2 separate regions of the Homo sapiens genome follow, and region 2 is linked to region 1. A link is a contact called in ENCODE Hi-C data. All regions are on one chromosome and are shown on one strand. Each heading gives the region's core, a stretch centred on a gene start or an enhancer-like site at or near the end of the contact. The rest is flanking DNA. Distances are from core to core; before and after follow the strand shown. Region 1 has its middle 120 kb from the start of LMNTD1. Region 2 has its middle 49 kb from the start of MIR4302.

Region 1 (6,219 bases), core at 2,473-4,972:
AATAGATATTGAAAGTAATCACAGTGGTTTATTTTCCTTGGAACATAATGTTTGGTAAATTATTACTTATAATACTTTATTATTACATTGATAAATTATTATTTTACTCTAAAAATTTAGAGGAATTAGACATAATAAAAAATAAAATAAAAATTTATTATTTTGCCACCCCAAAATAACTTACATTAATAACATTTAGTATGTTTAATTTACTTGTTTTTTCTCAGTGTATATAAAACATGCTTAAAAAAAGTAAAAGCTGCAAAAGCCATATTGCTTTGCATCCGCCTCCTTTCATTTGATAAAAGTTAGTCATTTTCCATTTTCCCACAGCAGGCACAATATAAAAGCAAATAATTAAAATAGAACTCCTTATATTTTAAATTAAAATTAATAACAAACATGTGCACTGTTCCTTCTAAAATGTATTTTTTCAAACCACCCAGCTATTATTAAGCTCTGATGCAATAAACAGAATTGCCTGAAGCTGTACTCTGAAGTACAAAAAGAGGATGATCTTCAGGTCTTGGTGAATCTTACTAAGGTTCTATTAACCTAGTCTTTCCACTTCAGTTGTGGCTTGTCCTTTTGTCAAGGAGGCTCCAGTTTAAGGAAGTGGCACAGAGTGGTTCATCCCATCCTGTCCCATCATTTCTTTCAGCAATTCACATGTGCAGCTATCTTCTCTATCCCCCAATACAACAGTGCCTCAAAGCTTCTTTGAACCCTTGTTTTTAATTTATCTCAGGTCAGAGCCCCAATCAAAATTACCACTAGCATCACCAATGCGTTGGCTCTGGCTCATATCATTATAGCCTCTCCTTTGCTCTATTCATTTTCAGGAGTCATTTTATTTCATGCTTTTTTTGTTAGTTTATTTATTTTTAAAGCAAAAGTTTTGAAACTCTTTAGAGTGATGAAATGATTCCACTGTTTCTTACGAGCTATAAAAACATCTTCAGTTTACTAAAGAAATATTTTATTGTGTTATTTTACTTTTTAAAACAATCACTTAAATTATTTCAATAAACTTGTAATTTAAAAAATTGAACATAAGTTTGTGGCTTAAAAATAATAGAGCAAGGTTTTTGTTTTCCTTTGCACTTTTAAATTTCATATGAATTTGGCATATAAGACAGAAACTAAAATACTTTGTCTTATTATGGTGGTCACCAACCACCATTTTTCTGGGACTATACTACTTTAGTGGCCATTTCAGTGGAACTGAATGTCTCTTGTCCTGGGGAAACCCCTCAGTCCCAAGAAAACCAGAATGGTTGGTATTGCTCAGTCAGATAAGCTACATTTACCAAGCTACTAACATTCATGATGTTAGTTGGCATTGTCTAGAACGTGAACAATAGTTTAAACAAATCATACTTTTACCCACTTCATGGTCTGTCAAGTGTGACAATAGTCTATTGTGGTCATTCTGGGAAACATTTTCAGCCCTCTCCATTTCTTACAAAAATATATGATCTCAAAAATGTCTGCGAATTGCCAAAAAGTCCATACGTTGATGCATACATAAATAGCAATTTGACAAACTTGCAAATGCTTCATTTTCCACTGCCCTTTTGCTTCCGGCTACTGGTAGTTCTGAACTGAGTGAAAGTCTGGATAATTCCAAACTTTATGTCTTTCAGATGTGATTTTTTTCCCCCAAAATTTTTAGCAGTGTGTGCTAAAACTAACATTTTCCTATGGTTCTCCAGAGCTGCTGCTCTGCACCAATACAATGCAGCTAACAAGAGGTTTTATGGAGAATGTTCTGTTTGGCAGTGCTGTAATTGAAGGACACCTGCCAGTCTTTTGCCTATCAGTAGGTAAGATTCTGCCCCTGGGAAGTGTGTGCTTGTGTGCTCTCTCTCTCTCTCTCTCTCTCTCTCTCTCTCTCTCTCTCTCTCTCTCTCTCTCATTTTAACAGATGTTGCTAGCAATCTGTCCTCAAGTCATATTTTGTTGGTATGAAAATTCGTTACTGTTTTCACACAGGGCACAGAAAACATTTCATAACATCTGGGAAATAAATGTTTTTATGATTTAACAACAATGAAAAAATACCGACATCTCCTTTTCAGCTCATGCTAGTTTATAACTCACACCCAGGCAACTCCGGTGTGTTAATGCTTATTACTGGAGTGTCTGAGCACCTGGAAAATAGAAGCTCATTGTTTTCGGTAAATGTCTCTCATATTCCACAATGTATAACAGTTTCATATCCCTGAACTTAATTTCATTGTAGACTTGGAAAGTGCTGTCACATTTTTATCCCGATAAAAATAGCAAAGAGCAACTTTTGAAATCTCATTTACTAGATACAGGTTTGAATTTAAACGGAGACCTCAGTTTGAATGGTGACTCACATAATTACTGGGGGACCATATTTTAGTTTTAGAAAATATTTCACGTGAAGAGCTATATCATCACTCAGAGATTTTGGAATTTGTTGTGTACCTCAGATTAAAGAGCCACAACCTTAATGCCCCAATATAAAAGTCATAAGATAGTTAGAATGTTGTTTCAGAATACTGTTTAAAAAAAAAAAACCCACAAAACTCTGCAGAGTTGCATTGTATACAGCTAGATTCCTTAAAATTTGTCAGTTTATAAATATTATTTAAGGATTGTATTGACTCCATATGACTTTTAAGGGACTGCATTTTCCCTGGAATGTCAGTTGTAGATAAATAAAGAAGGATTTTGTAAAATGTCAGGTTGGAAAAATAAAGGCAATGTGGCCTCATTTAGTCATCTAGACTTTGTAATCAGTTAGACGTGGGTATAAGATTCACCTCCACCACTGACTAATTGGTCCACCTTGGAAAAGTTGCTAAATCTCTTCAAGCACTGATTTTTGTCATCTTAAATGCTCTTATGAGAATTAAATGAGATAATGTATAAAAGGGAGTGTCTAACACAATCTCTGACATGTGTTGAGCACTCAGTAAATGAAATATGCTATTATTAGTATCATTAAACACTGGAGGCATGGTTGAGCACAATGGAGGCAATATTCTTAAAGCCATTTCATGCTCCATAGAATCCTCAAAGAATGAGCCTCCCAATTTATGCCATTTGACAGCCCTGCCAGACTTCCAGGTATATCCCAAATGGCATTTTTTTTTTTCAAGAAAACTTCTTTGGTCCCCTCACCTAAATGTGAACATTCACTCTCTTAAATGCCCAAAGTATTGATCATTTGCCACATTAAGTACATAGAGGCACTGGTGTTTAGAGATCTTTGTGTTGACGGTTCTCCTTGGGTTAGGGGTTCTGTTTCACACAGTTTAGCTTTCCCCATTGTCTAAGCTCCTGATATCTGATAGGAAAGTAAAAGAGAACACAGACAACTAAAATTATTGTGTATAATATGTGCAGCAAAAGTAGTAAAACGAAGCTGTTAATATTAAGAGTAGGGAGAGATGATGGCTTGTCATTGGGTAATAAGGAGAGATTGGTTTGGAGGGAGTAGCTTTTAAGTGATTTTAAGGGCCGGAAGGGCTCAAGAGGGCTTTGCAGCGGAAAAAAATGGAGCAAAAGCAACTTCATGAAGAAACCAGTGAACCACAAAGAGTGAGTCTGTTTGATTGAAGCATGTTGAGTGTGTGACTGGTAGAAGACAATTCTGGAAAGGTAGATGTGGCACAGTTGCAGAGAACAGGAAAGGACAGGCAAAGGAGACTGGATTTTATCTGGAGGCCAATAAGGAGTTGCCTAAGCTTTGAGAGAAGGAAGTGACACAGAGAAGGGTGTCAGGTGTTTCCATGACAGCCTTTCAACACTGGACTCATCAACACTCAGATACATTTGCTGACTATCGCCAAAATACCTGCCCCCTATCTGCCCTTTAAAGACAGCTAACCATAACACATACCAAGCCTTGCAAGTATGTAAAGCAAGCAGTAAACTATAGGTCTTGTTTCTGTAATAGAAAGTTAAGTATAGTAGATGGTTAGGAGCCTGGGTTTGGGAAGCAATAGACTTGGGATTCAAATCTTAGCTCTGCCAATGACTAAAGAGTGACCACAACAAATTACTTAACCACTCTCTCACCTATAAAATTTGGTAGTTATCCTATTAACTCACTGGGTCATTGTGAGGTTTAAATGCCATGCATGTGAAGCACTTAGTACCTGATCCATAGAAACTGCTCACAGGACTCTATGACTCATGATTCCTCCCTCTCATCTCTTTGATTCTGGTTCTCTATGGCCTCCAGCGTTTGATACTGATTTCTGTTCTGCATCATGTTTAAAAGTCTGATTGGGCTTCTTTATCATCAGGGACATCTCAGGAAAAGATGATCCACTCAAAGGGCTTAATCCTGAAGAGAGTATCATAAAGGAACTACTTACAGAGATACAGACTGGGTGAAGAAGGCAAGGGATGGCAGAGCATCAATGAATGAGAAATCATGATCATTCTTAGGTGTAAAGGTGTTATTGGAGCTAGAGCTGCAGATGCCCTGTGGCCTTAGAGGAATGCAGCCAGCCTAGAACTCCAAGAGGCAGGAAGGGAGCAGTGTGTGTACAGGGGATAAACATAATCTCTTTCTCCTCCTTCCCTCTAAAGTTTTGCCACATTCATATGGCACAGAGAAAAGTGCAAGTGAGTTAACAGAAACCCCTGATGCCTCTAAAATGATGTGGTATTCATCACATCCACTCACACTCCAAGGGTCAAAGCAAGTTACACGGCCATGCCCAGAGTAAACGAGGCAGGAGATATGATCTCCTTATGGTAAAAGGAGATTGAATAATTCTGAAAAATAGTACAATCTATCACCATAGGATGTTACAACTCTGACCGATTGGAAAGAACAGAATCTTTGGAGTCAGAAAGGCTTGAGTTTGAATTTTGGTATCACCAGCTTCCTAGCTTTGTGGCCACAGAGAAGTTAGAACTCCCTGAGCCTCAATCTCTTAAAATGTAAAAACCTGCCTCACAGGATTGTGTGAATATTAAATATACCAGTACAACGCCCGAAAAATACTATGATATGTGCTTGGTAAATACCAACCTTGGCCTCTTCTTCAAGGATTAACCAGAATGTAATTATCCCAAAGGGAGAAGTCAGGGAATACAAGCCACATGTAAACACATTTTTTTTCCCTAATTTTCCTAATAAAACTAAGGTAGAGTCCCAAATGCCTAATGCTTTTATATACTATATCTCTTTGAACAGTGTAGTAATAAATCACTTAGAGTGAAGGAAGTATAGTATTACTCTTCTGAATAGGATCATTAAATGCAATCAATATCAGAGTAGAATTACTTTATAATTACCTTTATAAATTGATGATTCACTTTAACACCTATTCTTGGCTTATGAAAATGTTATCATAAAGCTATAATAATTATAGTTAGAAAACTGGCCAAATCAAACAGTGAATTATACTCTGTCCTTGGATTGTTTAGACTTCCCTTATGACTGGCCCAGATTATTTTAAAAGTTATTGTCGATTTTTAGCTCATAGTATCTATCTCTTTTAAAATAACAATTATTAGTTGTTACTTTTTATTACGTAAAAAATAACTGTATCTCATACACACACAGACACACACACAAATGAAACAGTACATTTTAATCAAAATAACTAAAAAGTCAAGTCACTCCAAACTAATCAGACAGAGTAAATTCAGTCAATGTTTTAGTATGTATTCTTTCATTTTTTTCCCCTGAATTGATAGGTGGTAGAATGTATGTGTGTATACATACACACAGACATGTATACATATGTATATGTTTATATTGCTGTGTATTTACATATACTTTAACAAAATGGGGTTATATATTTTATTTTATTATTACTATTTTTTTGAGACAGAGTCTCATTCTGTCGCCCAGGCTGTAGTGCAGTGGTGTGATCTCGGCTCACTGCAGCTTGTGCTTCCCAGGTTCAAGCAATTCTCATGCCTCAGCCTCCCGAGTAACTGGGATAACAGGCACACACCACCAACCCTGGCTAAATTTTTTTTGTATTTTTAGAAGAGACGGGGTTTCACCATGTTGGACAGGCTGGTCTCAAACTCTTGACCTTTGGTGATCTGCCTGCCTCGGCCTCCCAAAGTGCTGGGATTACAGGCATGAGCCACCATGCCCAGCATATATTTTATTTTATTGCCTGCTTTTTCATTTAGTTATATACATATATGCCCTTGTTTTAATGATTACATTTATGGTTTCTATGCATATTTTTCAATGAGTACCTTATT
Region 2 (6,219 bases), core at 1,254-3,753, 150 kb after region 1:
CTATCTCCTCTTAGACACACTCTCTAGGGAGTCAGTTTATGACTTCTTTCAGCCTTCTCCCACCCCCTGCAGTGATTATAGCCTTGTCCTTAGTGGTTTTACCACCAAGATTCCATCTGGCTTAAGTGTGAACAGGGAAAGGAAAATGAATGAAGAGATACGTTTGCCTGGAAGTAACTTCAAAACTCCCAAATTATAGAAACGTTACAGATGAGCATCTCAGCGAATATGACTCCAGAACTTTTTCAATTCCTTCATTCTATAGGCAAGAAGCTTGTCCATGGCCACAGACATACAATTGGAAATAAAAGTAAACTTCAAAATGTGTCTCTCTTTTCTCTAAAGATTCATGTTATGAATGAATAAGGGAGAAATAGAGCTGCCTAAGAAAACTGTGACCTGATCTGATCTCCTTCCTAAATAGTGCGAATACAATGTCACCCCATTTCTCAATTATATTCTTGCCTACGAAACACACTGAAGGTTTGTTTATGGCTTTGATTTCTTAATTTGCCTGTCTTGATAACAAATTTCTATTGTTATAAATCATTGTATTACATAGTATTAATCTCTAACTCGGTCTCTTGGTGGCATAAAAGAACTAATCCACTTTTTCCTGATTGAAGTGTACCAATGATTCCCTGGAAGTAAGTTGTCCTTCATAAGATTATTTACAGAGAAAATGTTCCCTAGGAACTTAAAGAACAACTTTGGGCAAGTCACTCTGCCTTTCTAAATCTTAATGTCATCTTACATATGATAGTAATAATGATGCTATATTATAACCTAGAATGACTGTTCTAACAATTTTTTTATTTTTTTATTTTATATATTTATTTTTGAGACTGAGTCTCACCCTGTCACATCCAGGCTGGAGTACAGTGGCTCACTGTGACCTCCGCCTCCCAGGTTCAAGCGATTCTCCTGCCTCAGCCTCCCAAGTACTTGGAACTACAGGCACCCATCACCATGCCCAGCTAATTTTTAGTAGAGACGAGGTTTCACCATATTGGCCAGGCTGGTCTCGAACTCTCGACCTCAGATAATCTGCCTGCCTTGGCCTCCCAAAGTGCTAGGATTACAGGTGTGAGCCACCGCACCCGGCCCCAATAATTTATAAACTATAAAATCTGATATAAATATTAATCATCTACAAAATCCTGCTCTAGGGCTCCATACTACTGCACTTCACCCTGTATTATTATTTATTTAATATTCTGGTTACGGAAGGAGACTGAAGAGGTAAAATGAACTCGAGAATGACTATCAACTAGATAAGCATTTCCAAATATGTGATTATACACATGGATTGTTACAAATTTATTTGGATCATTTCTTAACATTGCACTTAAAGTGGAGCTGTATCTGAAAGCACCTGATACATTTTAACTATGTTAAGCCCTCCAGCTTCAGAGCTTCCTGTAACTCCTGGTATAGAGCTCAGCCATTGCTAACTGGAAGCAAAAAGAATTGGATTTTATGATGCAAAAGTCATATCAGGAATTAACAGACACACAAGTCTGACTTTTCCAGAGAAGCAGAAGTAAAAATAATATCAAGAAGCGGCTCCATGGAGCCCTTTCAATTTACAACAGCCGCTGGATAACCCCTCCTTCATTCATAACCAGTGTCTTGAAATTAACCTTGACCCATCCTGCACTCGTACTACTGACCTGTTCCCCAAGGCACCGTGCTAAAGAATTCAATGAATTTGCACTTAACTTTTATAACGATTTTCCTCATTTTAGAGATGAGACAATCTTTTATTTTTTTTGAGACAGAATCTTGCCCTGTCACCTAGGCTGGAGTACAGTGGCACAATCATAGCTCACTGCAACCTCGAACTCCTGGGCTCAAGCTATCCTCCCACCTCAGCCTCCCTAGCAGCCGGGACTACAGGCATGAGCCACCATGCCTGGCTAAGTTTTTCTTTTTTGTAGAGATAGGGTCTCTCTATGTTGCCCAGGCTGGTCTCAAACTCCTGGGTTCAAGCAATCCTCCAGCCTTAGACTCCCAAAGTGCAAGGATTACAGGTGTGAGCCACCATGCCTGGCAGAAAATTATTTTTTTAATGAGAAAGGAGCAGAGACTGGCACTCATGACAGCCCCTGGATATCCTCTCCTTCATTCACAGCCAATGTCTTGAAATTAGCCTTGATATTAGCCTTGACCCATCTTGTACTCCCTCTCCTGACCTGTTCCCCAGTACTAAGCCCTTAGTATAGCTCCACCTTCTATCACCCACAGGCTTCTCCTGACTAAATGCAGTGGTTCTTTCCCAGCCGGGTCTGCACTGCTTCTGGCCACTCTGTTAGACGCAGTAGATGGAGGCTATGCCCTTCCAGGCAAATTTAAGGGTGACATTAACCTATTCGTTTATCAGGCTTTTGCCTCTTTTCACACCTACAACTAGGAGAGAAAGAAGAGAAAACATAAAGCAGGTGACTTTTCTGTTGTAGATCAAGTTTTTAAAAGGTTTGCTCAAGAGGTACTTCATAGTCCCAGTTCTGAAAGGAGGCTGGGATACCTTCCAGATTTAGTCTGCTTTGTCTCTGCTTAACACTGAGACTCTTCCAAATGGCAGCTCCCTCAGGAATATGTGAGCAGCACACACTCTCCCTAACATTTGTCAAAGTGCGTTAGCAACTAATGCTTCATTCCCAGTAATATTTTGAAAATTTCCCTGATGTTAGAGTGAAGGGCCTTTTTTCCCCCATCTGCAACACCCCAATCTTAACAGCCCACCATGCATTTTTGTCTAAGTATCACACCAAGGCCACATTATATTCCTGTGCCCAACAAACTAGAATATATGTAAATAAACAAGTAGAATAAAATATAAGCCACAAGATCATGAAAATTTAGAATGAAAATTTAGATGGGGTTTATTTATTTCATAACTCAGCCAGGAGTTCCATTTGCCTAGACATAAGAGATAACATCTTTATCTATTGTTGTGTGACAAATTTTCACAAACTTAGCAGCTTATGGCAACGTGGATTAATTATCTCACATTTCTGTAGGTCAGAGTCGGGTGGTCTTGGCTGGGTTCTCTGCTTAGAGTCTTATAACGCTGAAGTCCAAGTGTCAGCTGGCTGAGCTCTATCTGGAGGATCTAGGAAACAATCCGCTCCCAAGTGCATTCAGGTTATTGGCAGAATCCAGGTCCTTGTTACAGTAGAACTGAGGTTTCCATTCCCTTGCAGGCTGTCAGCCAAAGGCCATTCTCAGCTTCTAGAGACCACCGGCGTTCCTCATCATGGCGCCTCCTCCATCTTCACGCCAGCAACATCCTGTGAAACCCTTCTTTTGTTTCATGTCTCTCTGCCTCCCTCTTCTGCCACCAACAGGAGAAAGCTCTATGCTTTTAAGGGCTGATGTGTTTAGATTAGGCCTACCTGGATAATCTCCCTCTTAGAAAGTTAACTGTGCCATAGAACACAGGTTATGGGAATTAGAGGACATGGAATCGTGGAGGACATGGAATCCTGGAGGACCATTTAGAATTCTGCCTACACACCTAGCAAGTAGAATTAATACAAAAATTAGCTGGGTGTGGTGGCGGGCGCCTATCATCTCAGCTACTGGGGAGGCTACTCCGGAGGCTGAGGCAGGAGAATCGCTTGAACCCAGGAGGCGGAGGTTGCAGTGAGCCAAGATCGCGCCACTGCACTTCAGCCTGGGCGACAGAGAAAAACTCAGTCTCAAAAAAAAAAAAAAAAAACAAAAATAAAAAATCCTTTTGCTGTATCCTCAAAAGATAAAGGTGTAGTAAGTACCTTTATCTGTAAGTTTTAACAGGCAGAAGCAGTTAGAAATAATACTGAGAATGATGTTTAAATCTCTGCACGTGAAAGTTTAAAAGTTAGACTGAATTGGTCTACCATATGCACACCAAAGAAGTGTATTTTATTTTATTTTGTGTTTGTCCCCCCGATTTTTATTTATTTATTTATTTTTAATTTTGTGGGTACCTAGTAAGTGTATATATTTATGGAGTACATGAGATGTTTTGATATTTGATGTGAAATAAATACATCATGGAGAACGGGGTGTCCATCCCCTCAAGCATTTATCCTTTGAGTAACAAACAATCCAGTTACACCCTAAGTTATTTTAAAATATACAATTAAGTTATTATTGACTATAGTGACCCTGTTGTGTTATCAAATAGTTAATCTTATTCATTCTTTCTCAAAGATGTATATTAAAGAAACAAATTGGCATCCTCCAAAGAAGGTACCAATAATACTTTAGTAACCGATTTTTCTTAATACACAATTTTATAAAATATTCTAAAATATCCCACCTTGTTCTACAAAAAATGTGAGGCCATAATTGTCCTGCTGACCCCACACCTTTAATTTGACAGCCCCTGGATATCTACCCCTTCATTCACAGCCAATGTCTTGCAATTAGCCTTAACCCATCTTGCTCTCACTCTCCTGACCTGTTCCCCAGTTAGTGAGCCTTTAGCACAGCTCCACCTTCTATCCCCGACAGGCTTTTCCAGGATTAACTGCAGTGGTTCTTCCCCAACCAGGTCTGGACTGCTTCTGGCCACTCCATAAGCAACCTGTGAGGAGGTCCAGTCACCAGAGTTTCCCCCTCTCAGCATCACACTGACTGTCAAGGAAACCTTCCCTATGCCCCAGAGATAACTGCTTCTTCCCTGGTAAACTTGTAACTCATGAATTCCCCTTGTTTGCCCTCCCATTTTAGTGAATTTTGTTCTTCCATTTAACCATGATATTAAAGATATTCAATTTATTATTTATTTTACTAATGGCTTATTTAAAATCACTTGTATATATCCCTTATGTTTGGGTCAATATTATCTCTCTTAGATTATGCACCTTCACGGGTGGGTAACAAGGTACCAGCAAGTGTTACAGTGCTTTGTGAAGTATTTGCCCAGGAATGTGGATGATCATGGTGTTGAGATGTTCTGGGTAGATAGTCCCAATTCAATACCATGTATCACACCACATGCCAAAACTTTCAAGGTTAAGATAAGCCCAGGTTTATACATGGGCCATATTGTTGAAAGTTGAGAAGTTGGAAATAAGAATTTTCAGGTGCCTTTTCCTGTATGACTGGAACAAAAGTTGTTCCCATCTAATTTCCTGGAGTGTACAGCCCTTGAGTCCCATAGACTCAAGCCCATCTCAGAGGCCAATGTCAAAAAAATTATTTTTTTCTTGCTGTTGAATATGAATTTTTAATTTTGATTAATAATCGATATATTTGTTCAAGTAAAAGAAAGTCTTCTTCCTCATTCATTGCATTCAATTGTTTTTGTAATGTTGCCAGGTGTGGTTGTACGTGCCTATAGTCACAGCTACTTGAGAGACTGAGGTGGGAGGATCACTTGAGCCTGGGAGGTCGAGGTTGCAGTGAGCTATGATGGCACCATTGCACTCCATCATAAGTAACAGACCGAGACCTTGTCCAAAAAACAAAAAATGTTGACCTCTCTTGGCTCTCTAAATTTAAATACAAACCTTGTGAATTTCCATACTGTTTTTAAAACGGGGGGACTTTAATCAAAGCAGAAAACTTTGCTTCAGAAATAAATCTTGGGAATGTAAACATAAGCATATTTTATCCTTTTTGTTAATAAAAAACATTTCTAAGTACTGTAGTCTTGGCTACAGACTGAAAATAGTCTCTAACATCTTTTAAAATGTTTTGTTTCTTTTTTACTCTATGTCATTAGGTACATTATCTTTGATTCCAGATAACAAAAGTGAAGCAGTACGACAGTGAGGGAATCATTTTCTGATATTTCCAGGATCATCACAATCAACTCGGGGAACTCAGTGTGCAGAAGCCCTGCAGGAGGGAAGGGGCTGTCACTCATCAGTGGTGTCATTCAGACCTTTGCCCCGGACTTCACCGGCAAAATCCCTGTCAGGTCTTTTTCCCTCCTTCTGGATTCCAGTTAAAGTTTGTGGCCAAAATATGCAGTGACAGATGGCTCATGTCATTGCTGTAATGTCAGCCTTTGGGTCTCCGAGGGGATGACTCCAGGAATAGAAAGTGGAGCACATACAGGAGTGGATGTAAAACAGAATCTAAGACAAGCAGGGTCCTCCAGTTCTCAGAGGAATCAGGAACTTCCCTTCTAAACTCATCTAACAACAGGGAGCAGCCCCTTCTCTCTCTCAATGTGCATAGACTGAGACTTGTGCATAGACTTGTGCATAGACTGAGACT

What was found. Hi-C counts contacts between places; a loop is a spot of excess contacts on that map. Pooled maps may share reads with other maps.
Region 2: a pooled map shows a loop between it and region 1 (2.1-fold over the local background). The contact joins two enhancer-like sites. A Hi-C loop is called at or near these places in 2 of 168 maps with a recorded cell type or tissue (Caco-2 and PC-3) and 1 of 50 pooled maps.

What each region holds. Positions count from the first base shown.
Region 1 is chr12:25,666,754-25,672,972 of GRCh38, forward strand. No RefSeq gene overlaps it. Among named protein-coding and RNA genes, the nearest start is that of LMNTD1, 120 kb to the left of the region's middle. Within about 2 kb of position 3,723, at least 3 of the 41 ENCODE cell types and tissues checked have a DNase peak (open chromatin) inside an H3K27ac peak, as active enhancers do.
Region 2 is chr12:25,822,393-25,828,611 of GRCh38, forward strand. No RefSeq gene overlaps it. Among named protein-coding and RNA genes, the nearest start is that of MIR4302, 49 kb to the right of the region's middle. Within about 2 kb of position 2,504, at least 3 of the 41 ENCODE cell types and tissues checked have a DNase peak (open chromatin) inside an H3K27ac peak, as active enhancers do.